2 separate regions of the Homo sapiens genome follow, and region 1 is linked to region 2. The links are chromatin loops, found by intact Hi-C in ENCODE. Cell type or tissue: heart right ventricle. All regions are shown on one strand. Each heading gives the region's core, and the rest is flanking DNA. Links, peaks and the distances in the headings are about the cores only. Region 1 overlaps LINC00970 (long intergenic non-protein coding RNA 970). Region 2 overlaps LINC00970 (long intergenic non-protein coding RNA 970).

What was found. Peaks named below come from ENCODE experiments on the same cell type or tissue, not always from the same donor. Only the 100,000 strongest peaks of a DNase experiment are listed, where the experiment ranks them.
Region 1: it touches region 2 in a loop (2.6-fold over the local background); 5 of 110 quality-filtered maps call a loop at or near these places.

The regions. Positions count from the first base shown.
Region 1 is chr1:168,962,854-168,978,282 of GRCh38, reverse strand. All of the region lies in intron 3 of LINC00970 (long intergenic non-protein coding RNA 970), which reads left to right. Among named protein-coding and RNA genes, the nearest start is that of LINC00970, 120 kb to the left of the region's middle. In heart right ventricle, for the core only: no CTCF peak of the experiment used is centred there; no DNase peak of the experiment used is centred there.
Region 2 is chr1:168,913,385-168,928,813 of GRCh38, reverse strand. All of the region lies in intron 3 of LINC00970 (long intergenic non-protein coding RNA 970), which reads left to right. Among named protein-coding and RNA genes, the nearest start is that of LINC00626, 130 kb to the right of the region's middle. RefSeq lists an enhancer at 6,809-6,978. In heart right ventricle, for the core only: no CTCF peak of the experiment used is centred there; a DNase peak (open chromatin) is centred at 7,849; H3K27ac peaks cover 2,126 bases.

The sequences.
Region 1 (15,429 bases), core at 2,435-10,434, 52 kb before region 2:
TTCTCCTTTCTGATTGTTGCTGCCTAAAGTTTCTTTCACTTATAAGTAGAAGAGCAAATATAATTTGAGGTTAAAAAAAAATCACAACAAAAAACCTGGGCACAGCAACATCTCAGCTGAAATTCACTTTATGGGGGAACTAACCGATCCATCCTTGGGAGAGTAGGTTGTCATGAGAATAGGGAAATGTAGGGGTATTTTTTTTCTATTGCTGGCATAACAAATGACCAAAAACACAGTTTAAAACAACACACATTAATTGTCTCACAGTTCTGTAAATCAAAAGTCTCGGTGATTTGGCTGAGTCCTGCCCAGGGTTTCACCATACCAAAATTGAGATGTCAGCAGAGCTGCTTTCCTTACTGAAGGCTATGTAGGAGAATCCACTTCCAGGCTCACTCCGGTTGCTGGCAGAATCCAGGTTTTTGCAGTTGTAGGACTGAGGTCTCTGTTTCCTTGCTGTCTATTGGCTGAGTCATTCTCAGCATCGAGGCCACCTGCCTTCTCTGGATTGTGGCTCCTTTTATCCATCCTCAAAGTCAGCAATGCTGGTTGCATCCCCACGCTCCACATCTCCCTGCCCTCTCCTCTGCCTCATTTCTCCCGCTGCTTCTTTTGCCACTTCTCTCTGACTCCAGCTGGAAAAATTTCTCTGCTTTCAAGGACTTATGTAATTAGACTGGGCCCACCAGATAATCCAGGATCATCTCCCTGTCGTAAGATCTGTAACCTTCATTATACCTGCAAAGTCCCTTTTGCCACACAATTTAACATATTTATAAGACCCAGGGATTGGTGTGGACATCTTTGGGAAGGGGAGCATCATTTGGCCTACTACAGAGACAAAGGGGAGGAGGTAAGCCTTTTTATACACATGACTTCATTTAATCCTCACAATTACAATGAAGAGCCAGGAGCTTGGAGAGGTTGAGAAACTTAACCCAGATAATGTGGATAAAATTTGGCAGTGTTGGGCCAGGCGTGGTGGCTCATGCCTGTAATCCCAGCATTTTGGGAGGCCAAGACAGGCAGATTGCTTGAGTCTAGGAGTTTGAGACCAGGCTGGGCTTCATGGCAAAACCTCATCTCTACAAAAAAACACAAAAATTAGCCGGGTATGGTGGTACATGCCTGTAGTCCCAGCTACTTGGGAGGATGAGATAGAAGGATCTCTTGAGCCCGGGAGGTTGAGGCTGCAGGGAGCTAAGATTGTATCACAGCACTCCAGCCTGGGTGACAGAGCAAGATCATGTTTAAAAAAACAAAAAACAAACCAACAACAAAAAAACTTGGAATCTGAATACAACTGTATCAACTCATAGACAAATAGAATATTAGATCTAGAAGAGGCATTATAAACTATCCAGACAGAAATTCTTACTCTAGGTCCATAGATCCAATGTCCATGGTTCCATCAGGGAGTAGGAGAGCCAGAAGAAAAATTGAAAACAAGGATGGGTGTATATAAAAGCATGTCTTTTTTTTTCTTTTGGAGAGAGTTCATGGTTTTTGTAAGAACCTCAGAGGGCTACTGCAAAAACAAGCAAACAAACAAACAAACAAACAAAAAACTTATGAAGCACCAAGCCCCATGTTTCATTGACTGGGTTTCTATAAACGTCACCAATAACTGATTTTGTTGTTGCTGTGAAAGAAAGATACCTAGCCTTGAACTGGGGAGATCTCCTCTGCAGATCTCCTTTACATCCATTAACAATTTCCACTTCTATCCTAACTTAATTCCATTTATCAACAGCAATATAATCCTATAGGGAAGGGGTTATTTAAAGGCTGGCATAAAGCCAACTAGATATTAGCACACCACCTAGGACTTCTCCATTGTTGTCACTCAAGTTGTCATAAGCAAGGAGATGATCTGATACAGCAGAGAGGCATTAAAAAAAGGGAAAGGCTGTGAAGTTTTGAAGCCAAAGTGTAGGATTTCTCTTTCAAAGGCCAGTAATTTTAACCTTTATCTCAACCAAGCCTTTTTAGCTAATTTCACTTACAGTTCCTTTGGTTTTCTGTGCCAGCCTTCTTCACTTCTTTCATTGTTTACCTTTTTCACTCCGGATTTTGATACCCTTGAGGTCACGCCTACTTTGTGCCAGGCACTGCACTTCAATTCATAACACTAAATAGCGGCACTTTTTGCAACTATAGAGCTTACAAGCTCATGTTTCATCATCATCATCATCATTAGTAGTAGTAGTAAACAGACTGACCTAAATTGCCCACCAGATACTTTGGCCGTAAAATTTGTTCAACATTATATTGTAACTAATGCAACTAAAGCGCAAAATCAATTAATTATTAAAATAGTTTACTGACCAATGAAACAGGAACAAAGGGCTATTTTCTATAATTGTCTAATTATAGAAGGAGAGTGGAGAGTATTAAAATGTTATAGTCCTTATAACCAGATTTCAAGATAATCTTATATACTAAGAGAACAAAAATACAAAACAAAGTAGATCTTCTTTGATTTTTCTTTTAATTGAGGCAGAATAAAATAGACGTAGACATTGGATGGAAATACCTTCTGGGATACATATGAAAGTAAGAAAAGTGAAAGCAAATTAAAATTTCCATTCAAATAAAATTATCAGTCACTGGCTTTGCATAGCAGAAACAAATAAGACCATATGACTTTGGATATATAACTTAAAAGTTCTAAACTTCAATTGTCTCACCTGTAAGGTCATGACAATAATATCTTCCTTACTATATTTATATAGAGTAAATTGAAAAAATTAAATTATGTAATTTATTATTTGTAAGTAATTACTGTTTAAATAAGAATGCATGTCACAGTAAAAAGTATCTTGAAGACAGTAACAGATTTTCAATATTATTATTATTAGATTGTATTGTACTTGTGTTTAAAACATCAGTGAAAAAGATAACTATGAAGGATCCAAGATGTATCATTGTTCTTAGAAAGAGGAAAAAAAGGACTCAAGATACCTTCAGTAAACTGTAAACACAGGAGAAACCATATTATTTTTTTCAGTTTTATCGTGACTTCTTTTGGTGATCTTCTTTTGTTTTTTTTTTAGATAGGGTTTTGTTCTTTCTCCCAGGCTGGAGTCACAGGTGCGATTATAGCTCACTGCAGTAACAAACTCCTAGGCTCAAGTGGCTAGGACTCCCACCTCAGCCTCCCAAGTAGCTAGGACTATAGGCAGGTGCCACTGTGCCTGGCTAATTTAAAAAAATATTTTTGCAGAGACACGGTCTCACTATGTTGCCCAGGCTGGTCTCAGACTCCTGGGCTCAAGCAATTCTCCTGCCTCAGCCTCCCAGAATGCTGGCATTACAGGCATGGGCCACTGCACTCAGCCTTTGGTGACCTCTTAGTGGAGTCTTTGTCTTTTAGGAATTTAGCTAATCATCTGAATCATACCTGTACCTACTACAATGATAAGGTCCCAGTGTCAACATAGAAAATAAGTCACTAACTTAAGGAAGATGCAAAGGAACATGGTTGTGGTTTGACCTCAGTTGTGTTTTGTGTGGCCTTTTGAGAATATTAAAGCATGGAGGCCAGGTGCAGTGACTCACACCTGTAATCCTAGCACTTTGGGAGGCTGAGGCAGGAGGATTGCCTGAGGCCAGGAGTTGAAGAGCAGCCTGGGCAACATAGTGAGACCCTGACTCAGTATAAAAAGAAAAAGAATTTAAATTTAAATAAAGAAAAAGCATGGAGCCTGAGGGTCCTCAGAGGACAGACCTGCAGCGCAGCCTGAGGAGGACCTTGTCTTGCTGTTACCACAGAGCATGAAAAAGGTGAGTGTCTCTACTTCACATGTACTTATGGCGTTTTCCCAAGGAATAACCTCTCCATGGACTAACTTTGCAAAGGTCTGTCTGGTTTGTAACTGTATCCCATCTTAACACAGTGCTTTGTATAGAGTAGATCTCAATAAATATCTTTTGAATGTATGAACATATGACTCAGCGTTTATGCAATTTGGTTCAAATATATGGCAACAATACAAAAACAGCTAGCTAAGCTGTACAGTGCTTTGTCAATATGGTGACATGGTGGATCAACTGTTGGCTGTGTAGACCGAGGTATCTACAATCACTGGCTTCTATCAATGTGTACGTCAGCCTGTTTACACAAGGAAAATACCTCATTCCTCAACGAAACCCTTTTCTATGGCCACAGTTTTTCCAAAAGAAGAGTCCTTAGATGGGATGAAGGGAAGGACAAAGAGATGAAGGAGAGGCAGACAGACACAACATAACAAGCTATCACTACTACTGTATGAATGATCTAGGTATCCTGTGTCAAAAGGAAGAGTCTAGGCCTTGTGTTCTTTTTCACATTAATTTCTTTCATCTTGTGTTTTAACACACCTTTAAAAATCCCTCTGAAGATAGCCCTGGGCTCTGCAACTTGCCATTTTGTACATTGAGGCAAATTAATTTGGGCTTCACTTTCCTCATATGTAGGATGAAAATAATCAGGTATGACAGGAGAAGGGAAGTAGTCGGGCACATGTGTTTTGTAATGAAGTCCCAGCCTGATCCTGTGGGGGAGCTTTGAGTATAAGTAATCCTGCGGCCAATTATCATTGCTGGGAAGGGATGGGGAGAATGTAAATTACTAGGCCCCAGTAGCCCTGAGTCAATCCACTGGAAAGAGTTGTAAGTCCCCTATTTAAACACATAAGCACATATTTACTGGAGAGGAATACACAGAACTCTTAAGTAGGGTCTAAAGGGACCTGAACAGAATCCCAACAGTGTCAGCCTGTGTTGAAGGTTAGATGATACCTGCATATAAAGCCCTTAGGATGGTATCTGGCACACTGTAAGCACTTACTGGACGTTTGCTACTATAATTAATATTTTTATTTTCTTCCCTCCAGTAGTAGAGGCATTGTTCACCATGGCTTCATTCCAAGCACAGGTTATAAACCCAAAAGCTGTCGGGTAATGTAAATTGGAGAAACTGCTAGGAGGAAGACTGGGAGGATGTGGGATAGGGTGAACTGGAGCACACCTGCACCACTGAAAATCAGATATTTAAAATGAAGTGTTTATAAAACACTGCACACTCAAAGTCAAGTCAAACAAAGCCAAAGCGAAAACCCATCTGGCTGTGGACTGTCAATTTGCCAAGGCTTGCTCTTAACCTTTCTCAGGATCCCTACCCTGCAAGGCATTCCAGTCCTAGCAGGACAGGACTGGGTTTGGTTGTACACTTACCAGTGCTCTTTGCCAGGCCTTCTGGGAAGCCATGAGACCTTGGAATGCTTTTTATTCGAGTAGCCTGTTCTCTCCTCCCTGGCTGCATAAACTTCTGATGAACTCCTTTCTCCTAGTGGAGGCTCTGAACTTCATGATTGCATAGATGCTTTAGTCTGCCTGCTTAGTGTGTTCCCTAATCTGAAAGAGGGTCTGTGATGTAAGGGGTGGCACCATGCAATGGAGAGTGGGCATTTGTTTTTTGTTCATCAGGGAGTAGTTATTGAGCACCACCAAGTTCTATGCTGGGGGCTACAGATCTTAATGTGAAACAGACTGTGTGTGTGTGTGTGTGTGTGTGTGTGTGTGTGTGTGTGTGTTTGAGAGAGAGGGATAATTTTTTCAGATAAAAACATTGTTCAGAAGATCCCGTCACCTTCCTTCTAGGGAATATAAAGCATCGGGATGAAAAATTGCTTATCTATCTATCTGTCTGTCTGTCTATCTATCTATCTATCTATCTATCTGTCTATATCTATCTATCTATCTGTCTCTTTATCTCTCTATCACCTTCATTTAGGCCACTTGACTCACCCCTTTCCCAGCACCTCTTAACATTCCTTTCCTTCTCATAGTGACTCTGGCTTTGTTAAATTTACCATTCAACCTTATACCTGCCGTGTGTATAGCTCTACACTTAGTCATTGAAGGTGGGGGTTTGTGTGCAAGAGAAAAATAAAAGGCAGTCCTGGGGAAACAGAACATGCTTTCAGTGAGCTATCAGAGATGTAGGACGATGTACAAAACAATGTTGACTTGTAAAGACGAGACTACAGGTGCTAGAAGGGGAAGGAAGAGAAATGACTTAGTGATGCGAGGGAAAATTCTCTGGTCATAACCTGGCATGACTTTTGCCTAATTTGTACATTATATTTCCTTTATTATTTTTGTTTTATTCTATATTAATATCGTTTCTATGATTAAAATTTAATATGTGTTCCTCATAGAAAATTTGAAAGGAAAGGAAAAGAGGGAATTAAAAACTATCCACAGTTCTATACCCAGATGTAGCCACAATTGAAATTTGGTGGTTTTTTCTTTCTAGATACACACATTTTCACTTTCCTCAGACCATTCTCTTTTGAAACTTGCTTTTTTTCCCCCATTTAATACATTATCCTGAACTTTCCCCTATATAATTAGGTACTCTTATACATGTTTCTTAATGGCTATGTAATATTTTATCACATAGTTGTACTATAATTTATTTAAACAAACTCTTATTTTCTCCCCAAGATCTGTGTCCCAGTCCCATATTCCAACTAAAGCCAAATTTTAAAGCTATCTGCAGGGCCCCAGAAGACAGCAAGACGGCAATAGATGATTTGTTCTGTTCCTCCCCAAGACTTCAAAGAACTGCAAGAAGATTAACTGCTCTGTTGCATTTCCACAGTGACTACAGTGACAACTCAGCTCAAGGCTACTGCAAAGATAGGACTGAGGCTGATGTAGGGTGCTTGGGAGGCAGGATGGGCTGGGAATGAAAGGATTTCCAATGGCCAGATAGAGAGCAGCATTAAACCCTTCTCTTACAGGCTTCTTTCAGCAAGCAAAAGAAACCAGCTGAACTCCTAGGATTGTTTTGAAAGCCCAGGCAAACGGCACATTTGAGAACTGAATTTGGCTCCATTTGTGCAAGAGAAGGTGGGTGGCTTCAGCTGCCTAGGAAACAGGCTTTGAATATGCACTTCCCGGAATTCTTTATGATTCTCTCCTGAAAAGGTTCCTAGTGTTCCTGATAAAGGATTCCTATTATTTGGCATTTGCAGGCAGCCTAGTTTTGGCAACATTTAGCTCAATTCTCTATGTCAGTGAGCTCTTGTAAAGCCCTGTATCTCCTCAAAGCGAGGCCGAGGCCAACATCCTTCCTTCTCCCTGCCTCTGTCTCCTTCCCCCACTGGGCCTCGCTCCCACCTACCATCCTTGTGCATACTTTTATTTCCAATGTGAAAGCTGAAACTCTGGCGCAGTTAGGTGAAGCTACACACGGAGCATCTGCTACAGCATCTTCAGTGTTTCAGGATGCTGCTTAGAAGAGTAAATAGCATCTGCAGGATGTGGGTGCTATATTGGAAATGAAACAAACATCACCATTATCGGCTGAATTTTGACCATGCTGAAGGCGTGACATAGACTATATGGTCAAAGCCTCTAAGACCGTACACTAAAATAAACAAAAATAAGACTTGGACTGTCCTTGTCCAGATTGGTGGTGTGGGAAACAAAGGTGACAGAAGGTCTAGAAAGAGCAGCTTTGGTCTTCATTCATTTGCCTATTCATTCAGTGGATCTTATTTGCTTAATTAATTAATTAGCATGTCACCTATGAGACCAGCACCTCTCAGCAAAAACTAGCTGAGCACTTCACCAGACTGGGGAAGCTGAAGTTCTGTAGAAAGGTTGGAACTATGTAACTTGCTGAGAAAGATGAGAAGGGGAGATAGAGTTGTGAGCCTAAGAGGATATTTATTCCAGGATAGGATTCTCACTGTAATCCTATTGGTTCAGCATGCTGGCAGTGGAAGGGGAGCCAAGGTAAGCAGTAATAGGAGCCCTGCCTAGGGAGACTTCTGTTTGGGGATTCTGTCACTATTTCATGACACACACACACACACACACACACACACACACACACACACAGTTTCTGCATTCAAGAATCTTGAAATCTGTGGATACAAATCATAGAGAGTTGAAAAAAATTTACAGTATGATACAAAATAACTAGACTTACCACGCTAAGTTCTGTAGGAATATGAAAGTGTTTCTTTTCTCAAGAATTTTTTGATATTTGAAATAAAAGAATATTGTTTTGAAATCTTTTGTGCAGCAAGTGACCATACCCTAATTTACCCTTTCTTTGTATATATCTTTTATACATATTGAATTTCATTTGAAACAATTTTCTACTATAAAAGCCATTGAAAATCCATGATCTAGAGTGTTGACTCTGTGGAAGAAGTGGGGGAAAAGACTTGAAAGATAGGCTGGAGTCTTATATAGAATGACCTTAGAAGCTATAAGTGTAGAACCAGATATAGGTATGAAATAGATACAAATACAGTTAGCCATTTACATACCTATATAAAATATGTCCTGCTAGAGAAGAGGCATATGCAAAGAATTCTAATAAAGTTAAGTGATCAATATATTAATTGAGTCAATTGAGTGGCAAATCTACCTGAGCTGGCATATGGAATATTTTCCCACCTTAATCAGGCAATAAGGTTGAAATTGATTATTAAATAATTAAATAAAGACGTAGACAGAAATTTGGGAGTCTAGTTGTGTAAACAACCCCATTTGAGGCAAATGGATTAGATCTCCAATTGGCAGAGTGCATTATAAATAGGACTCAGCAAGGCTTGCAAAGAGGCATTGCTCTGGATATGGGCAGTTCTAGAATTCACTCCTCAGCTGAAATCACTGGTTGATAATCACTCTTTTTGAGTTGAGAGTTTTCTAGTTTGCTTGTAAACCTCAGATCACTGAGGTCATATTCCCGTTTCTTTTGTTAGTTGTGTCTTTTTGCTCTAAGAAAAATTATACAACATATATAGATGAGATACTATTTTCCTTTTAATGCATTATCATTATATGTATTTATATATGTACATATTTATATAATATATTTTATTACATAAATTTAAGGTGTGCAATGTAATGTTTGATGTAAATATCCATGGTGAAATGATTATTATAGGTAAGCAATTTAACAGATTTTTTTTTGTGGTAAGCACACTTAAAATCCATTCTCTTGGCAAATCTTGAATATATAATACAATATTAATAACTGTAGTCCTCCTGCTATACAGTAGATCTCCAGACTTATCTTACACAGTGACAAGTTTGCACCCTTTTTCCTACATCTCCCCATTTCTTCCTTCTCCCCATCCCTGGTAACCACTGTTCTACTCTGTTTCTATGTATTTGACTTTTTTTTTTTTTCAGATTTCACATGTGAGATCATGCAGTCTTATTCTTTCTGTATCTGGCTTATTTCATGGAGTATAATACCAATTACAACAACATGGATGAAACTGGAGGATGAGATACTATTTTCTACCTGTCAAGACTGGCAAAAATTTATAAGCTTGACAATACACTGTGTTAGTAGGCTGGGGAAGCAGGCATTTTTATGCATTGCTGATAAAAATGTAAAATGGTACAACATTTATGGAGGTGACTTTGTTGATGCATTTACCCTTTGACCCTAGAGTCTACCTTAAAGATATGCCTTAACATTAAAAAAATGCAAAAGTTTATTACAGCATTATTTATACTGAAAATGTTTTGTGTATTACCTAAATGTACAAGCATAGGAGGTTAGTTGAGTAAACTATGGTGCATTCACATAGTATAGTGCTATATAATTATGAAAACAATGAGAAAGGTCTCTATGAATTGATATGGAGTGATTTCCAAAAGATATGTGAAGTTAAAAAAAGCAAAGTATATATATAAAGCATATATATATGTAAAAGAGTATATATATATGTTATATTGCCCTTTGTGTAAGAAAGAAGAAATTTTAAAAACATATGCATATATTTATCTTTACAAAAAGAAACACAGGGAGAATAAACCAGAAGACAATCAAGTTAGCTACCTACAGATGGTGTTGGAAGGGAAATGCAGAGGAAGGGACATGGAAGAGAGTGGCACTTTCTAAGAACATCTTTCTGTACAGTTTTGTTTTTTAGACGCATGTGTATGTTCTACCTCTTTAAAAAACATGTAATTAAATCAACAAGGATGGGAGGAGAAAAGAACCTAATGCTGAAAACCAATGAAAACATATGAACCCTAAGATATTTTGAATGAATTGCATAACCACACAGAATGAAAAATGGGAGCAAGCTGGCTAACTTAAGAACCTTAAGAACATGATATTTGACTACATACCCTAAGTCTTAGGAGGAGGAAAGCGGCAAACAAACCCTGAACTTTTTTGAGTAGGCTTTCTTTTTGTGGTTGTATGAACAAGGAAATTCTGAAACTACTTTAGATGTATTATAGGATTAAGCAAATGAATAAATGCACATATCTTGTTGGGACCCAGGTATTCATTGTGGTGAATGGATATATATGAAATGGTGTAGGGAAATCCATCCCCACAGGGGATGGATTGCATTTAATGTTATCTGTGCAAACTTGTGATTTCTAATCTGTGTAGATTGTTTGTGTAAATGTATGTGTGTGTATATATGTGCACTTTTCATGTACATATATTTGCATGTGTATGTGTGTGTATAAAAATTCATGTATTTCCTAACTTTGTCTCCTAAAAGCAAAAACACCCCAATAGCAATGAGCCCAGCTAGCATCTAGACCTTGGTTTCTAAATAGCATTTGCCCATGAAAGGAATCAGAGCTTCTTGGAGAAAGGGAAAATTCTAGATCTGGGACAGGGTAGGTAGAGAATAAGTCTGGAGTATTTTTTTATGTTAGAAAGTAGGAAAGTTCTTTAAAAAGAAAGAAAAAAAGATACAACATCCATCAAAAAGGGGCTCTCATTCACCAAAGTCTGAGACAATTTAAACACCAAAAGAATTAAGAACAGCAATGAGCTCATATTGTTAATCAATAGATAAACAAACACATAAATGGGTGAGAAGCGAGGGCTCTTGCCTATAGTAAAGCCAAGTACTGACTAGTAAGTGTGGAGAGAATGTCAGAGTTGAAAATCCATCATTTTGCAACCATCATAGTGAATACTACTTCAGGCAACAATCAATGATGGATACTAAATCTAGTAGGGCACTCAGATAGACCAGGCCTGGGAGCGAGGCATGACACTTCCACACATATTCCACTGACCAAAACTCATTGACATGGCCACACCTAACTTCAAGGGAGACTGGAAAATGTGGTATTGCTGTGTGCCTGGGAAGAAGAGAACACAGATATTGGTGAGCAACAGCAGTCCTTGTCACAAGAACTTTATATATAATATATATTATATATAATTTATAAATAAAATATCACAAATACCTATATATATATGTTTTTGGTATTTATGATATTTGTAAGCTTTCAGAAATTTTGGCATACTGGATTATCTAACTGTGGTAACTAGTCTTTAAGGAGAGTCATCCAATGAACCACACTTCCCAATATTTACACTCTTGTTCAGTCCCCTCATTGAATTTGGGCTGGTCTATATTCATGTTAGCCAATAGAAGGGGGTGGAAGTGGCTCTGTGCCAGTTCTAGGCCTAAACTTTAAGAGGACTGGTAGCTTCTCCTTTTTCTCCGTTGGGTCTCTCTCTCTCATCTTCAACTTTTATTTTAGATTCAGGGGGTACATGTGCAGGTTTGCTACACAAGGGTATATTGTGTGGCGCTGAGGCTTGGAGTATGACTGAACTTGTCACCCAGGTAGTGAACATAGTACCTGACAGGCAATTTTTCAGCCCTTCCCCCCGTCCCTCTCTCTCCCCTCTTGTAGTCCCCAGTGTCTACTGTGGAACTCTCACTTTTGAAAGTTATGTGGCATCGTGTAAGTAGTCTGGCTGTCCTGCTGGAGAGTCCATATGGAGATGCCACTTGGAGAAGGGACACTTGGGGCTGCTTGGTGAGAGAGAGGCCCAGCTGTCCCAGCACACTCCAGTCAAGCCTCCAGGTGGTGCCAGCCCCAGGTCCTGCATGATTACAACTGAGTGAGAACTGCCCAATCAAGCCCAGTCAACCCACAGACTCTAGGAAGAAGTAAGATGATGGTTATTCTAAGCCACCAAATTCTGGGGCAGTTTGTTTCATAGCAATAGATAGTTGAAACACCAGCAGCTAAGACTAATGATTCTAATTTAAACTGAATGGTTGATTGAGATGTGTAATTTTTTAATATGAAAAGTAGGAGGGGAATTAACTATGTATAGAAACAACATGGTAATGCTAAGAGAATATAAGATTCACCATTGTTTTGAGTCTTATTTATTATATTTATAAAAGCTACTAAATATTCGGTAAGATTCTATTAGTCAGATAATTAAGTCTTACAGAGCAAATAAAATAGATTAAATTGATTGATACATTTTAATGTTCATGAGTATTTAATCAACAAATTTCTTTCTTAAAAATGGTGCTCAAGTTTTCTAGATTCATAACTAGAATAACAAAATTTGTAAGTTGAAGTAAAATGCCTAAGAAATACGATTTCTTAGCCAGGCATGGCGGCATGCATGTGTAGTCTTAGCTACTTGGGAGGCTGACACGGAAGGATTGCTTGAGCCCGAGAGTTCGAGGCTGCAGTGAGCTATAATCGCACCACTGCACTTCAGCCTGGGTGACAGAGTGAGATTCTGTCTCTGAAAAAAAAAAAAGAAAAAAATTAAAAGAATTAAAATATTTAAGAAAATAACAAAAGAAGTATTAGATTTTAAAATTATTATTCAGAAAATCAAATATTAATGAAAATATCCAAAGTAATTACAGATTGACGTGTGTGTGTGTGTGTGTGTGTGTGTGTGTGTGTGTGTGTGTGTGTGTGTGTGTTTGCGCTACCTAAAAGCCTACTCTCGGGGATACCAAAATTATTTTGATAATATTGTTGACGGCTTTTAAGCCTAGGGACTTGGATCCGATACATTTCCAGGATCTCCAGTTTTCATGCTTTGCCCTCATTGCTTCTTTTTTTCTAAGTACCTGTGTGAGTACCTCAGTGAGTACCTCCCTTTCTCAGTGAGAATTCATGCAAGGAAATTAAGGAACAAACACCCTCTTCTCCTTGGCTTGAGAAGCAGCTATACCTGGGTGAAATGTTCATAGCTCTTTAGCATGACTTCAATTATGATTTTTGTTTTGTTTTGCTTTTTGGTGGAGATGGAGTCTTACTATGTTGCCCAGTGTGGTCTTGAACTCCTGGCCTTAAGTGATCCTCTTGCCTCACCTTCCCTAAGTTTTGGGATTACAGGCATGTGGCACTGCACCTGGCCTGAGTATGCTTTCAATCTAGATTTTTTTTTTAAAATAAAGAACAAAATCAGGCCCAATAAAGTGATCTTGGCTGGGAGACCCATGCTGGCTGTCTTACCCCATGATAGGAAATTTAGGACTAGATATCTATAGGTAAATTTCCAAAATAGTAACCGTGACCCCAGAAGGGCTCTCTCATAATCCTGATGTGCACAGAAGGGCAGAGTTCATTCTAGAATGCATTCCCCGACTTTCCTCCTCAGTTTGTTCTAGACCATCCCACGTGGTTGATGGATGGCTAGAACATTGGCTTTTGTCCCTGCTTATAGCACCTGAGACAGTTTCAATACCTGTTTTCAGGGAAGGATTGTATCTCCTACTCATGTGACACCTCTGTGTTCCTAGAACAGTGTTACTCCCACCAGTGATGATGCAGATTAGGGGAAGGCCAAAGGCAGAACTGAGAGAACTCTAGACCCAGAGACTTGACAGCTTGGCAGATAGGTCATAGGACAAAAAAAAAAAAAAAGAGTCATTTCAGAAACCTGATGTCAGAATTCCAAAATTCCAAGTTAGGGACCAGGTTTTCCACGATGGATTTTGTTTTTGAAGGCATAGAGATAGGGAATGAAAACTTTTGAAATAATATATAAAGCCTTATTCTGGGGCAGTCGATGAGAAATTATCAATCTTTACGCATTATATGTTGACTGCTCACTGTGTAGACTCAGTCTCTGAACTAAACAGAGCCCAGGTAGCCAGCATGCACATAAAGCAGGCAGGGAAGCCCGTCCTGGTTTGAATCCTCTGATTGGGTCATTCAGACTCAGAGGCAATGTGAGAGGGGCCTAGGGTGCCCAGATGACACAGCTCTTATGGACCAATCAGGTTAATTAATGGAAAGGCCTAGCAGAGATTTGGTCAGGCAAGGAGGATGATGCGAACATCTTTGTGGTTCTGCCAGTTTAGTAAAGAAGAGCGAGGAACTGCTCAGGATGAAGTCAAGCAGTGCCAAAAAGCCCACTGATTGTTCAGAGGGGTGGGCAGGAGGGGGTGGGAGTTAGAGATGTGCAGAGAAAGAGAGAAAATGGAGGAAGGAGGAGAAACAGGAAAAGGAAGGAGGAGGAAGGAAGTCTTATGTTAAGCTCTGTCGATACCTAAATTTAGTGTCTATGTTTAGACAGCCAATAATTTATTTCCAGGCCTGTGAAATCACTTATTCTGCCCTACTGTCTATGTGAAATCTCATACACACTTCACAGAAATGGATTAGATCACTGAGGCTGGATTTTAACCCACGCTCCTTGGCACTGGTTTCTGTGTAGGAAGTACTCAGGGGTAGTAATTTAGTGGGAAGAGTGTGGCAGGCTAGAAGACTTGCATTGAAATCATGCTTGAATAGTGAGCATGCTTTTTAAAAAACTTACACTGTGTGCTTATTTGTGATGGGTTGAAAGGGATCTAAAGTCTCCTCAATTCTCCCCAAATCCTCCCTGGCACCTCTGCCTAGAATAGGCTGCTGCAATTGCCACATTGTGAGAACACTGTCTGTGTCCCTGGCCGAAGTGGCTGGCAAAACTGTGGCTAAACTGACCACAGACTGGCAGCCAGGCAGCCATACCCAATGAAACCCCCAAGGTCCTTGTAGATGTGTGAATTCCCCTTTTATCAAATCACCTGGATAGTTTATCCAAGACACCTTAAAGTCAGTTTTTCTCTTGGTTCTTTAATGATGTTTCCATGCCAGAAATGTGGGAACCTCAGCTTTTTATATGTTTCACTTATATGATTTTAAAAGGCAGAATGTCTAGGTTGTTTCTAAGACAGTGGGCAGTTTTCATTGACTGTCTCCATACTTCCAGCATCCTATTCTAAACTAACACCACTTGAACTGTGGTCCTGGGACCAGCAACATCAACAACATTTGGGAGCTTAGAAATGCAAATTCTTAGGCCCCACTCCAAACGTACTGAATCAGAATCTCCGAGTTTAGGGTCTAGAAGTCTGTGTTTTAACAAGTTTTCCAGGTGATTTTGTTGCCATCCTGAAGTTTAAGAAGCACTGTTCTAAGGCACTTCATTTGTCATTTTGCATTTTTTTCCCTTTTCCTACTGATACTGTTAATTACTGACTAAAAATTTATTTTTGAATATAAAGGTACAAATTAAATATTTGCTCAAGCAAGGTAATTTGAGAGTTGCTGCAACATTTTACATGCCCAAAAGACACCTCTGAAATATGATGTTGCCATGGCACT
Region 2 (15,429 bases), core at 4,718-12,717:
ATAGGATCATGTCATCTGCAAACAGAGACAGTTTGACTTCCTCTCTTCCTATTTGACATCCTTTATTTCTTTCTCTTGCCTTATTTCCCTGGCCAGAACTTCCAAAACTATGTTCAATAGGAGTGGTGAGAAAAGGCATCCTTGTCTTGTGCCTGTTTTCAAGGGGAATGCTTCCAGCTTTTGCCCATTCAGTATGATATTGGCTATGGGCTTGTCATAAATGGCTGTTATTATTTTGAGGTATGTTCCATCAATACCTAGTTTATTGAAAGTTTTTTTTAACATGAAGGGATGTTGAATTTTATCAAAGGCCTTTTTTCTGCATCTATTGAGATGACCATGTGATTTTTGTCTTTAGTTCTGTTTATGTGATGAATCACATTTATTGATTTGCATATGTCAAAACAGCCTTGCATCCAGGGGATGAAGCCAACTTGACCGTGGTGGATAAGCTTTTTGATGTGCTGCTGGATTTGGTTTACCAGTATTTTATTGAGAACTTTTGCATCAGTGTTCATCAGGGATATTGGTCTGAAGTTTTATGTTTTTTGTTGTTGTATTTCTGCCAAGTTTTGGTATCAAGATGGTGCTGGCCTCATAAAATGAGTTAGGAAGGAGTCTTTCCTTTTCAATTATTTTGAATAGTTTCAGAAGAAACAGTGTCAGCTCCTCTTTGTATCTCTGGTAGAATACAGCTGTAAATCTGTCGGTTCCTGGGCTTTTTTTTTTGTTTCAGAATTTGTTATTGGTCTATCCAGGGATTCAACTTCTTCCTGGTTCAGTCTTGGGAGAGTATATGTGTCCAGAATTTATGTGTTCATTTCCTCTAGATTTTCTAGTTTATTTGCTTAGAGGTGTTTATTGTATCCTCTAATGGTTGTTTGTACTTCTGTGGGGTCAGTGGTGATATTCCCTTTATCATTTTTTTATTGTGTCTACTATGTAGCCAACAAACATATGAAAAAAGCTCAACATCACTGATCATTAGAGACATGAAAATCATAACCACATTGTGATACCATCTCACTCCAGTCAGTATGGCGATTATTAAAAAGTCAAGACACAAAAGATGCTGGCGAAGCTGTGGAGAAATAGAAACACTTTTACACTGTTTGCAGGAATGTAAATTAGTTCAACCATTGTGGAAGACAGTGTGGCGATTCCTCAAAGACCTAGAACCAGAAATACCATTTGACCCAGGAGTCCCATTACTGGGTATATACCCAAAGGAATATAAATCATTCTATTATAAAGATACATGTACGTGTATGTTCGTTGCAACACTATTTACAATAGCAAAGACAGGGAATAAACCCAAATCCCCATCAATGATAGACTGAATAAAGAAAAAGTAGCACATATATACCATGGAATACTATACAACTGTAAAAAGGAAAGAAATGGTGTCCTTTGCAGGGACATGAATAGACCTGGAAGCCATTAACCTCAGCAAACTAACACAGGAGCAGAAAACCAAACACTGCATGTTTTCACTTATAAGTGGAAGCTGAGCAATGAGAACACACAGATCCAGAAAGGGGAACAATACACACTGGGGTCTGTTGGGGTGGGGAGGGGTGGGTAGAGGCAGGGAGAGTATCAGAATAAATATCTAATGCATGCAGGGCTTGATGCATGCAGGTGTTCCGTTGATCTGTGCAGCAAACCACCATGGCACACGTTTACCTACGTAACAGAGTTTCAAGTCCTGAACATGTATTCCAGAACTTAAAATAAAATAAAATAAAATGAAAAAGAAAACAAAGTTGTTTGTTCTTAGTAACAGTAATGAACTCATCATTAAGATATCCGTGGATAGAGATTTCCAAACTTTCTCAGTCTTAGTGTCCATAGTGTCTCAGTAATTTTTTTTGGTGCCTCTAGGTCAAATTAAGTAACTGAAAGTTCCATTTATTAAGTAGTTGGGCTAAAACAACTTCATACATATTTATGTCCTAATAACTTGTGGATTATATAAAGAAATATGTATAAAATGAACAAAAGTATTTTTGTTTTATTCTTAAATAACCTCAACTACTTACCAATGGGATGTGTACATGAAGAACATAGGACACACAAATTGGAAGAAAAGAGTACATTTTTGTTTTATCTTTAAATAATTTTAATTTCTTACTTGTGGAATATATATACCTGTTAGGCACTACTTATCTTTTTAAATCGGGGAATCACATTAAAAACTACCACCCTTATTTTCTATTCAACATTAATTTTCATGTCAGTATCTACTTTTTACCACAGCAGCCACCAAAACCCTGTTTTTCAAAGATATGATGTTACTGAAAGGAATGTGGCATGATCTAAAGTGGAAATTGTAAACTATCTTGAGCTAGTAGTACATGCAGTATATTTCACTGTGTTTTCCTTTGACATTTACGAGATATTGGGCCACTTCTGTGACTTTGCTGCAGAGCCCTGGGCATCTTAGTATATGGTTTGAGAACTGTGGCTGTTGAGTGAGATCATTCTAATTACCATACTGACCCAAGCAATCTATTTTGGTAATAATATACACCTTATATCTGGTGGTGAAGTTCCACCCTGAGTCTTTCAATCCGTGTTGAAATCACTGAGCTCATTTCAACCTCAGCATCTCTCACCTACAGAGAACAACTTGGACACTTTATAAAGACGCTGGGTTTCCCTTCACCAATATATTTTTTAAGGCTTTAGTAATGGGAGTATTTTGAGGACTGGTCATAGTTGGGTATGAGGGTCAGTGGATGATAAAATTCACTTCAACAGTCTTTCAAAGTCTCTCTGGATAACTTTCTTAATAACATTCCAAGAAATTTATGAAATATCAACTTTATTTCCTGTGGCCAATGTTGAATGTAGAATTGAGTCAGTTAGGAAAGAAACCAAACCAAATGCCCATCAATGATAGACTGGATTAAGAAAATGTGGCAGATATACACCATGGAATACTATGCAGCCATAAAAAAAGAATGAGTTCATGTCCTTTGTAGGGACATGGATGAAGCTGGAAGCCATCATTCTCAGTAAACTAACACAAGTACAGAAAACCAAACACTGCATGTTCTCACTCATAAGTGGGAGTTGAACAATGATAACACATGGACACAGGGAGGGGAACGTCACACACTGGGGCCTGTTGGGGGGTGGAGGGCAAGGGTAGGGACCGCATTAGGACAAACACCTAATGTATGCAGGGCTGAAAACCTAGATGATGGGTTGATGGGTGCAGTAAACCACCATGGCACATGTATATCCATGTAACAAACCTGCACATTCTGCACATGTATTCCAGAACTTAAAGTAAAAAAAATAAATAAATAAATAATAAAAAAGAAAAGAAAAAATAAGATCCAGCAGCTTGAACTAGTGTATTAACTTTAAAAATCTGTTTACTGCACCTATATTAATAAATTCAGTTAATTAAATTGCAATGCCTTTCTTAGTCAAACACTCTCAGAATCCAGAAATTAGCACATATATAAACCATGTCTTTCCTAATATAACTTACACAATTTTTGCAATTATTGTAACATAGATTTTATCTTCTCAGATTTGGGGCACACTGGGAATCTGATTCTAGTTAGGATTCTGGAGAAAGTGAAGGGTGGGGTAATGAGCCATGAAGAGAAATAGCTTCCAATTATAAATTAACTTCTACAGACTAGAGAGTTGCAGGGTCCTCGGGAAAGGCAGGGGTAATTATTTGAGACAAGGGAGAAGCTACTTCCATTGAGAGAGGAAACTAAATGGAAGCTGTAGGTTCTTGATTTTCCAAGTCCTCCAAAACCCCCCATTAGTGCTCCATTCCAATTTTGGGCATTTCATGTGTTCTCTGTCAGTGTCCACATTTTCAGAAAAAGGCCTGGGAAATCTGTGAACTCAATGGATGTAATTCAACAATGTGCATGGTAGAACTTAGTGCTTATTATTCATTTATTTTAGCTAAGTAGCTATAAGAGATTAGAGGCAATTTTACAAAATTATATTAGTCCCTATAATTGTTTATAATTTTAACTAATAATTTAGGGTTATAATATTGTCATTTGACTTCATCCTTCAATTCTTTAGACACTTTTTACTGTTCTATGGCAATGGATACTTGTTTCCCCTCCTTCCAACTGGTTTGTGATCGTCTCAGGTAATCACAAGTAATAATTTTCAGAATCTCTATTTTAAACATTTTCAGCCACATAAAAACTAGAGAAAATAGCATAAATAAAATATGTACATACACCACTTATGTTTAATGTTTACAAATATATTGTCAAATTTATTTATAGACAAAATGGCTTTTCATTGCAAATATGGAAATATGCATATTTAAAGCAATAATATTTTCTTCCATGAACACAATACCATGACTATACCTAACATATTGAACACAAATTCCCTAATATCATCAAATCACAGGTCACAATTTCATTAGTCATGCTATCAATCTGTGCCAAGAGCATCAGTATTCCCATCCCTTAATGCTAGCTATATTTTCACTGCCTTTGTCAGCAAATAAGCTACATAACAAATTCCATGTATTGTTTTGTCCATTCCTCTTTCATTATCCTATAGCTCTGTAAATTGCAATAACTTCTACTAGTATTTTTGTGGGAGTCAAGATTCTATTAGTGAATAAAACAGAAATTAATCTGGTTAACTTAAGTGGAATATAAATTTATAGGAATAATATCCCATACCTCCATTTGAAGGATAATAGACTAGGCATAGATGGAAGCCAAAGGAAATGAAGCATAGTCAAAGATATGCCATAGGAGTTACCCTCTTAGATCACTGCTGGTTGGCATTGTCACCATGCGTCCTTTGTGATCTCACTACTGGGGTCTCAACTTTGTAACTCTGACCCTGAACCTCCGGGTCATTCCTTCAAATTTCAGAGGCATGAGCTCACACTCTAGCTGACAGGAAGTAAAGGGTGATAATGTCTGTTCTTGTAAATAAGATTTTATCTCTCACTCATATTGGGATTCCCCCAATTATGAAAAAATATATAGATGTTTGTTTCAGGTCAGATTCTCCAAATAGCAGGCTTTGAGATAAAGATTTGCTCAACTGGATTTTAATGCACATAGACCAAACATTGTGGGAGGAAATGTTCAAATTTGAAGTGTCTTTCAGCACACCTAGATGTCTAGACTTACATAGAAATATCTGGGATGTTTCTTATCTGGTTTCGTTTGTTTGTTTGTTTGTTGTTTTGGATGTTTCTTATCTGTAACCATAATGACAAATGGACTATGACTTGTACCAGGAAAAAAGCCAGAATGCCTCTACATTTTTTCCTAGAAACTAAAAATAAGTACAAAATGTGGGAAATATATTATCTAGCATGAAAACTTTTAACTAGGTGAACAAAGTTAGGCAACAGAGTGAGCAGCTGTTTGACTTCACTTTTAGTTACCATGGCGGCTTTTAGTTAGGACACAATCCTGAACCATTTAAACTGGGTGATCAATTGAGGTCATTGCATTCTAATTAAGCATTCCCCTTTGAAACAGATGCAGATACTTTATGAATACGTTTTCCTACATATCCTTAATATGCAAAGTTGATGTGCTTTCTCAATTTTGCAATTCAGTTATTTAAATCATATGCTTTTTTTGTTGATCAATAGCCCTTATTTGTTCATTGAAAATGCCATTATCCAAATGTTAACAATGTGAGTTTTACCTAATATTTTTGAAGTTTGAAATATATAACTCTAAAAAGTACAATGATTGACAAAAGATGACTTAGCATGTTATGTGTATGTGTAGCTCTGTGTGTGTATACTTGAAATTCAGTGCTTTAAAGTAGTTGCTATTTTTGAGATATATAAACAATAAAGAATCATCAACTTATTGATCGCCATCAAGATTGTTACAATATCCTTGCAGTTGTACCTTAAATTCTGTGTCATCCAGTCTCTGTTATGCAAGTTGGTCTTTATGGAATCACTGACAGGTCACTCTTAGTTCAGCAGATTCTGTTTTCCCTATGCATTGTACTTTAGCAAATCATATTTTACTCATTATATTAGTATAAATTTGAAATTAAGTAATCATAAAAATAATCCAGTTAGGCCATTTTTTTTGTTGGATTCTTTTGGTGCCTTCTCTCTCAGATAAATAATGATCTACTGAGAACATTATTCAAATTCAAATGAGACTTTTTGTGGCTGTTTTTTCTTTATATCGTTAACATGTCTGTGTTATCTGCCAATCATATGTAAGCTGCTTGATGGCAGGAGCCCGGATTTTAATACCTGCATAGCCCATGCAAGATCTAAGTCAAGTTCACATTTGGTCAGGTCTGTGGTGGCATGTGGCGATCAACCCTGCAGTGTGCAAACATCATTAACAAGAGACTTTTCTGGCCCTCCTGGCTCGAGGAAATGGAAAGGAAGAATGAGCTAGTCAGGAGACAAAACTAGAGGCAGTAGGAACAGTGGCCCTGAACTACATTGAGTCAGTGGTGGATTTAGGAAACCTATTGAGGAGAGGTGGAAAGGACAGACACTGGAAGCCAAAGTGGGCTCAATTGAGAAGGGACATGCTGGGCCTGGACAGAGCCAGAGAGCACATGAGAACCACTCTCGACTAGACAGAAGATGATGACAGGCATGAGGACCAGGACCAAAGTTCATTAAAGTTGTCGTGGTGGAAGGCTGGGATCATAAAGAAGAGGGACCAAATCTGGAGTGATGGAGCGGGGAGTGAAAGAGAAGTGGGAGTGAATGTGACGAGGGACCAGAAGAAAGATATCTAGGTTCTGTTCCAGCTGCACTTATTCCTGATCATCCCATGGGTCTGGCCTACTTCTGACAGATGCACATAATCAAATATGGTTTATGTAGCTGTCTCTGGACTTTGCTTGCCCTTACTTGCTCTCTTTCTTTCTCTCTAGCTCTCTCACTTTCGCTTTTGCTCTCTCTCGTGTCATGAGACCACAAAATACAATTAATAGGTAATTCAAGTCATTACTATCATAGATATTAAAGCCAAGAAAATGACACTTCTAAGTTCAGCAAACTACATGAAAAACAGTAGCATGAATAAAGGATACCCGGCATGGTCCAGAATGATAACAAAGAAAAATGGAGAAGTGGTGAGGGCAATTTGGAGATGGCCAGTGAAATGACAGTTGAACTTATTACAAGCCAGATAGCAGTCTGGAGTCTCTCTTCAAGCTAGTTCTAATTTTGAAACAGTGATGGAAGGCAGATATTATTATTCTGCTTTTAAAATAAGGAAACTGAGGCTCAGAAAGGTGAAGTAACTTGCCCAAGGTCACATAGCTCAGTGACAAAACCAGTATTCATATCTGGATCCCTCTGACTCAAATCTGGGCCTCTTTCTGCTTCTTTCTGAGGAAATTCTCATTTTGGGAAGATCCAGTGGCTTCTGGATCCCTCAGAGCCATGTCTTTCTTGGTGACCTTTTTCCTGATATTGATGAAAGGAACAGTTATCAGTGGAGTCTTAAAGATTTACTCAGTGGAGTCTTACAGATTTACTCATGGGCATTCTGTGGTACCCCCCAGAGCCTTTGTTTCTTGACACATTCCCATCTCCCACTTACCTAGATATTACAAATGGAATAGTACAAATGAATAAAACAGTTTTTGATAAAAAAATAATGTGACTCAAACCATTTATGTAACTGGTCTTGAATGCATGGTCTGCTGCTTCCTCACTGGAGCTAGATTTAATTCTTAATTCTGCCGCAGAAGGAGAACTTGAGTACATCACTATTCTCTGTGCCTCTGGCCACTTGCTTTCTGCAGGAAGGACATTTATAGAAACTAGAAGGACGAGGAAACTGCATCTAAACTCCCTGTGTTGGCGGGATCAGCAGTTGTAAGCTGCTAGGAAATTGCCAAGTACTGTTGAAATTTCCGTGCCTGATCCAAGATGTTGTTTACGCACAAGGCCCAAATCTTTCCGGTCTCAGGAAATACCAATGATCTTTGGCTGAAGTCAATATAACAAACAACCTTAAGAAGTTATTCAGAAACTAATTCTGAAAGCCTCCCATGGTCATACAAGGCAAGCCAAATACTGACATTGTATGTGGAAAATAAGGCTGCAATTAAACATTCACGATGGATCCAAATTTTATATGGTCTACTTCTGTCTGGGAGTGTGTGCTTCCCTAGGAAAGGAGCTCAGTCAGAAGTTGACTTGTGATTCTGTGACTTCCTGCTGGCCTTTGAAGGCTTGGTATCATTAGTCATCATGGGGTGATTTGTTTACCTTTTAGTCATAACTGATTAGTACACATTCATTCATTCATTGAACAAATATTAGCTGAGACTCTACTATGTGCCAGATTCTGGGTAGGAACTGAGGACACAATGCTAAGCAGAAACAAGCACACTTCTTATATTCAAGGAGCTTATAGTCTAATAAAGGAGAAAGATAAATAAAATCACAGAAATACGTAACTTCTAACTGTGAGTAAATTGGAGAAAATGATAGCCACGTTTTGAGAATGCGTAGCATGGATTGAATCTAGTCTGCAGTGTTGGGGTAGATGTCCTTGGGAAATGATGTTTGAACTGAGATTTGGAAAACATGGACCACTTCATGAACCCTGGGGACTGACGATGAATTAAGACTAGGATTTGACAAATCCCTGGAAGTGTGCAGACACTAACATCTGAGCAGTCAGCAGAAAGCTTGTTGGTTTTAGCTCTTAAGATGGCGGCATATTTCGGCAAAGGAAGGAGGAGCCCATGCTTGTGCAGACACAGCCTCATCCAAGTGTGATCCATATCCTCTCTCCAGATCATCCTTGATATTTGGTTTGGTTTGCGTTAGCCGTAACCCATTTCTCCTATATGTTTTACAACATCAGAATCAATTGATCAGCTCCCTCTTGAAAGTCTTGTGGTCCATTACTAACTACTGAGCTGATTCTACCATTTTCTTTCTTCTTTTCCTGCTTTCCTACCCTCTATCCACCATTCTGACCCCATTCATTACTGCATTTCTTCCAATTTTCTCTCTCTTTGATTGTTATACACACATTATAACTTATACACATTATAAACATTATAACTTATACACAAGTTATATATACATTATAAGTTATACACAAGTTCCAAGACTTTTAGGCTGTAACTGTGACCACTGAAAATTGAGACAAATGCAATTCCTGAGTCAGGTGTTCCTAGGTACAGTGAGCAATGCACACAGGCATCTTTTTATGTAATCTTCCCCCCACCATATAGCGAAATCTAGTGGAGTTGAATCACTTTTATGATGAAATTTGCCCAAATCTATCCTCCTGTGGATTATCTTTACCTGGGAAATATGTGCGCTAAGAGCTTTTAATAAAAGAACTGTAGTTCTCTTCCTTTATTGTGTTTCACCGAGGCTGCAAGAGGTGTGACACATAAGCTGAAAGTAAATTGAATAGGAAACTGAGGTTTTGTTTCCCTAGCAACGTTAATTCAGTCTTCTTACAAATGGAAATAACACTGGAGGCCTTTGTTTCTGCATTCCCAGCTCTACAGGGCAATGTGACATGCTGAGCACTCTGGAAACAGTGCTGTATAATAGAATTCTGCAGCATTTACTTTAGAATTTTCTCTCGCTAAATTTCATACAACCTTGTGGGCATTCTGCTGGAGCTGATATTCATCCTGTTTGCTGAAAAAAATGAGGACAGAGGAATATTCAGTGTTGTGACTTAGTACATCAGGGCATTCATTGTCAGCAGGGCAGGGCACATTATGCAAGGGCAGAAGGAGGAGTTTGGTGATTCAAGAACAATCATGGCTAGAAGGATCTCCCTATTGTTCAAGGTCAAAGTGGACAATGGTCCAGTAGCTCAGATATTCAGAGCTGGAGCACTGGTGTGTAGGAAGAATAAACATACCACATACATGGCCACTTGTTCTTACCTTTCATATGTGTCTTGAATATTTTATACACAGTCAAGCAAGTTTTAATAAAAACCCTAAAGATATAGTAATCCACATTTATCCATTTGAATAATTTGCCTTCAAAAGGCGTTGGTGAGATTTGGTCCATTTTCAGCATCTAGGAGATTTCATGGGCATATTTCTGGGAGTCTGGGAGGCTTTATAATACAGTGGTAGATGTCCAGGGTTCTAGTGACAGACTGCCAAGATTTAAATATTGGCTCCACCAATTTCTAGCTGTGAGCTCTGGGGAAGCCCCTAACTTTTCTGTACCTCCATTTTCTCATCCATAAAATGGTCACAATAGTACTGTAGGGTTGAAGAGATGGTTAAACTGAGACATCTATTTAAAGCATTAACAATGCCTAGAGCCTTGTAGTAAGTGCTTAGTATGTGGTAGACGTGGAACTGCCACACACTCCCACCTATTTGCGGCAGGAAGGGAGCACTTGCCAGATCTTTTTGAGCCCTTTGGGGAAAATTTCACTAGAACAGACAAATGTACAATTTTTCCCTCGCTAATTTAATGATAATTTGTCCCTATTTTGTAGCTGCTTCTTTAGCCATGTGATGGGGCAGGGGCTTGGGTTCATGGAGGAGAAGCAAGGGCAGGAAGAGGTGGAGGAGGAAGAAGAAAAGCAGGAGCTGAGAAATCCAGTGGCTTCAGAGCTGCAAACCGGTTGACACCCACATACCTCCTTCCTCTTTTTCAGCAAGGTTTGCCCATTCCCAGTAACTGGAGACCCTGTGAAGGACTATGAGTTGCTTTTATCCCAGATCCCTAAGAGCCAGCTCTGAAACCTAACTCCTCAATGTGAAGTTACTCACCAGTTATTATGTAGCTCTGCATCCTGCAATAAGAAAATGTGATTAGTACAGCAGCCCTGCTCATCCTATGAATCCAGAGATCTGCGCGGGTGTGATGTGAAGGCAGACTCTTTTTCACTCTTAAGGTTAAGCTCAGAAAAAAATAAAAAAAGGACTAACTCCCTGTTTTTCATCTTAAACATTTACCTTGCAATTTCAGAAAATTAGAGGGCATAGTATTCACTTAAGACAGTGTTAAGACTTCAGATCAAAATCAACTGAAAGAGCAAATGCCATATTTTCTCTTCCTGTTTGTAACTACATGTCACTTTATTGAAGCCCTAATTGTGGGGCATTCCTCCTCCTTCTCCTCCCCATTCAAATTCTCATGTTCCTGAGAGATATTAGAGCACAAGAGACATTCTGGCCAAATGCATTCTTGGGGAGAAATTCTGTCCTATATACAGACACTAGGAAGGGCACCCTTAGTTACTTGTGATCTGGCCTGCAGACATCTCCCTGCATTTCCCCTCCACATGTCTTTCCCACTTCACTCTTCAGGGGCACTAATCCTCACAGGATTGCCTCTTATCTCCAGCCCTGGGCTTATGCTGGTGCTTCCACCTGGAGTACTTATCCTCTTCCTGTACTCTCACCTCAACTTGTACTTTTGCAAACTCATGCTCCTTTAGACCACAATATGATCTTCCTGGAGACACCTTCCTGACCACCCCCAATACCCTTAAGGCATTCTTTCCTCCGGAATCGCTTAGACATTGTTCACATCTCACATTTAGCACTTGTCACATGAAACCCCATTGTATAAAAGTGATGCATGTTTGTGTGTGTGATTGGTTTCCCCTATACATAATGATAACCTTAAGGATGGGGGCCAGGTCTTGTTCATCTTTACTTCCACAGTGTCTGGAATAGTTTTTACACAGAGATAGTTAATAAAAGCCCCTTTTATGTATGAAAGAATGAGCAGTGTCCAGCCTCCTCTGCCACCTTCCTGCCAGGTACTGGACACCCTGGGAGGACACCTCCCCCAAAGGTCTCCTCATCTCTCCTTTGACCTTCCAGCCTTCCCTACTTTCTCACTTTTGGCTCTGCCCTGGTCCTCATAAGGGCTTCCTGAGACTCAAATTAGATTTCCAAATCCAAAAGAGAGCAGCAGACAGTGCAGGAAGCCCATAGGCCAAGCTAACCATCATCGGCCCTATCATCAACAAAGGTAACTGACTAAAAGATTTGAAGGTACAAGAATTTTCTTTTTTTAAATCCTACCTTCAGTGGAGTGTGGTAGGAGCTGAGGAGAGGAGAGACTCTATGGTGCCAGCTCAGTCCAGTATCAGGTATTATTTTACCTCCTTTAAATCTTTTCTGTGCTGGTTTCGTATTTTGTGGGAAGGTTCTGTCAATATTTTTTCATGTGTCCTCTTCCACTGCATGTCATTAGTATCCTACAGTCTTGATCAAGCTTGACTTCTTCACATAAAAGGTCAGTTATGTGAAATTCAAATGCCAATATGAATATTTATGGTCAGTAGTAGCTCGTGATTAAGTCCCAGGCTATTAGGTAGGAAGATAATGGTATTATTTGATTGGTGCCTAACTGAAACTAATTAATTAATTCCCTTGCTCTCTGCTTTTCTCTGGTACCTGTGACATCTTTGTGGAATGAGTGTTTTCTACAGGAAACGTGGTTTCTTGATTTCTGGGTTTGTAGAAATCAGTGAAATTCAAGGAACTTGTCAATCAACATGTACTTTTTATTATCTGTTGTGACTTTTATGGACACTTTAGATGTCACGGGAGAAGGAAGAGAAGGTCATGTAGCTTTTCCCCTTCTTTTTCTCACTTTTCTCTAAGTAGATAGTGTTATAGGACTGGGTCTGAAAGCTACACTCCTCAATGGGCTTGATATGGACTATAAATATTGGAGGCCGTGTGAAGAGCAAAAGGGTTACATGGATTAAGTGCTAATGTGAGGTGATCTCTCAGTGTCTATTGGCCAAGATGAGGATGATGGCAACAGCTAACACTTACTGACACTTATTATTCTCAGGGTTTCCCAGGTATAGTCTCATCGAATCTAAATTATAAACTATTAGGTCTAGATGATTATTATACCCATTTTACAGCTGAAGAAGATGTTGCCTAAGTCACTTATCCAATTTTATGCAGCTTGTGCATGTCAGAGACAGAACTCAAACCTGAGTCTGTAAGATCCTGAGAGCCAGACTCTTCCCAAAGATACTATCCTGAGTTATGGTTCATGTTGATTCCTTCTCCATTCTCAGGGTTCCTGAGTTCCTGAGGGATAATTGTGAGCAGTCAGGAGCAGATGAGGTTCTGGAAGACCCACATTTACACGAAAGATAAAATAAGGGATAATCATTTCCACAAAAAGGTTTACCATAGTGTCACTTTAAGGAAGAAACTCCCCAGTAACAACAGACAAAATATCAGTTGTTGTATAGAGATTCATACTACACATCTTTTCTTCAAGCACATAAAACAAAGCAGGACTAGATTTTAGCATTGGGCTGAGACACAGTTTTTTGGTGTTTGGACCCTGAAGTCATGTTGAAATGATTGCTGGGTATATTAGATGTTTTGATTTTCTGAGATAATTCCGTTAAATCATTCTGGAATTCTTACAGATTTTCCTTGTATACTGTATATATAAGGGGAGCTTGGACTTTCCAGAACATTTGTCTGGGTCTTATTATATTTATATATATATATACATATATATATATACACACACACACACACACACACACACACAGAGTAATGTATGTGTTATTTCTCTTTTTAAAACCAATAAATGCCTTGTGATCTTTTCAATAGTGGGACATCAAAGTTTACCTAGTCAAGTTTATTTTTTCTGCATGTCATATTGTGATTTAGTGGCCTAGATTTCATCCCTTTCATCCCTGTAAGTGAGCAACCTACATTATTCAGATTCAGGTTCAAAAGATGATTGTGGAGCCCTACTACGTGCTGGGCACATCTCCTTATGTTTTCTTATGTCATCCTCACAACAACATCATCTTATGGCTGGGATTCACAGATGGGAACTCCGAGGCTCAGAGGGTTGTTGCTACTAGCACAAAGTGAGATCAGCAGCTGGGATTTTGACTCAAGTTTCAAACCTTACAGGAAGAATGGTGCTTTTATGATATCAAAGCTCTGTTCTCTATTTTCTAATGGATTATGTCCCTCCTCCCTAATAAGTCAGTGAATGGTTTATGGTATCTTTAAAACACAAGTACGTGAATAAAAATCAGATTTTACTTTTTATGCTATTAATGTCTTCAGCATTTATACCCAACATGAATGACATTGGGCTTCTCATGCCCATTAGTTGAGTTTGGCAATTATGAGCCAATTGCTTAGTTTCCAGCAGAGACGGAATTTGGAGGTGGAAGGCTCAGCTCCTCAATGCCTTCTATCCCTGTAATTATCCCTCTGAGTAATTGCTTTGTGCCCTTTGGAGGTGGAAAACAATAACCAAATTGCTGCAAGCTATTTGTGAAAATGATGGTGGGATTTTTTAAAGGTTCATTTTTAACTTTTATGTTTTGAAAAGAGCACATGTAATAAGATCATCTAAAACTGGGGTCCATGTTAAACTGAAATTAAAATCTATCAAACCGGATCATAGTTTTTTCAGAATCATGTCAAAAATCTTCCTGTCTCTCTTCTTTTGAGAGCCCCCAGGATTTACAGTGCTGTTGGCAACTGCCCCAGCAGTGGGTGCTGAGGGAGGGGCTGGGATCAGGAGTGTCAGGGCAGGCTCCTTCCAGGGTTGCCTCCTGGGCCACCAGCATTCCAGGCAAGGCCTCCTTTCAACACCAGGGGCAATTTGATATGATGTTTGAAAAACAATATAATAAAATGAGCAAATGAACAGCACTTCTCTTTTATAAGACTTGCAAGGTGACTTTGCCTTTTTGCCCATAAACTCGATTTGCCCATAAACTTGAATGCAGTTTTGATGAGTTTGTTTGATTAATTAATGAGGCATATTAATGAAGCCAGATTCGTGCATTTGATTCCTATATGGACCACTTAGCTTTTTCCCTCCCCCCATGTTGACTGATTGCACTTTTAAATCTTGCCAATCTAGGGTCTTGATCACAGGCTGGCCAGTTGCCAGGCTCCTGGAAGGTACTTGCTGTTCCCTCTCTCTCACTGGTAAAGTAACACAGTGGGGCTGGGGCTCCCTCTGAATATGAAGAGTGCGTATCTTCAGAAGCAGTTTCAATGGTACTCTAAATCCCTGTGAAGTAGACTGAAATTGTCATCCTAGCTGAAAGGTAGGAAGTGTGTGATGTTCTATGCCTATACCCCCATCAGTAATTGCACACATAACCTTGAGATTGCATGGATTGCACAGACTGCCTTTATTTTTTATGGAACCCTGCTGCTTGTCGGAGGGAGTCTTGGGGTAGGGAGGCATCGGACTTTAAGAGCACAGACACTGTTTGGCAATGAAGTGTCTTGGTTTGAATTTTGGCCCCACCTCTTCGTTAGCTATGAAAACTTGAGCATCTCTTAACTCATTTAAGACCTCATATTCTTCATCTAGAAGACGGGCACAGGCCAGGCGTGGTGGCTCACACCTGTAATCCCAGCACTTTGGGAGGCCGAGGTGGGTGGATCACCTGAGGTCAGGAGTTTGAGACCAGCCTG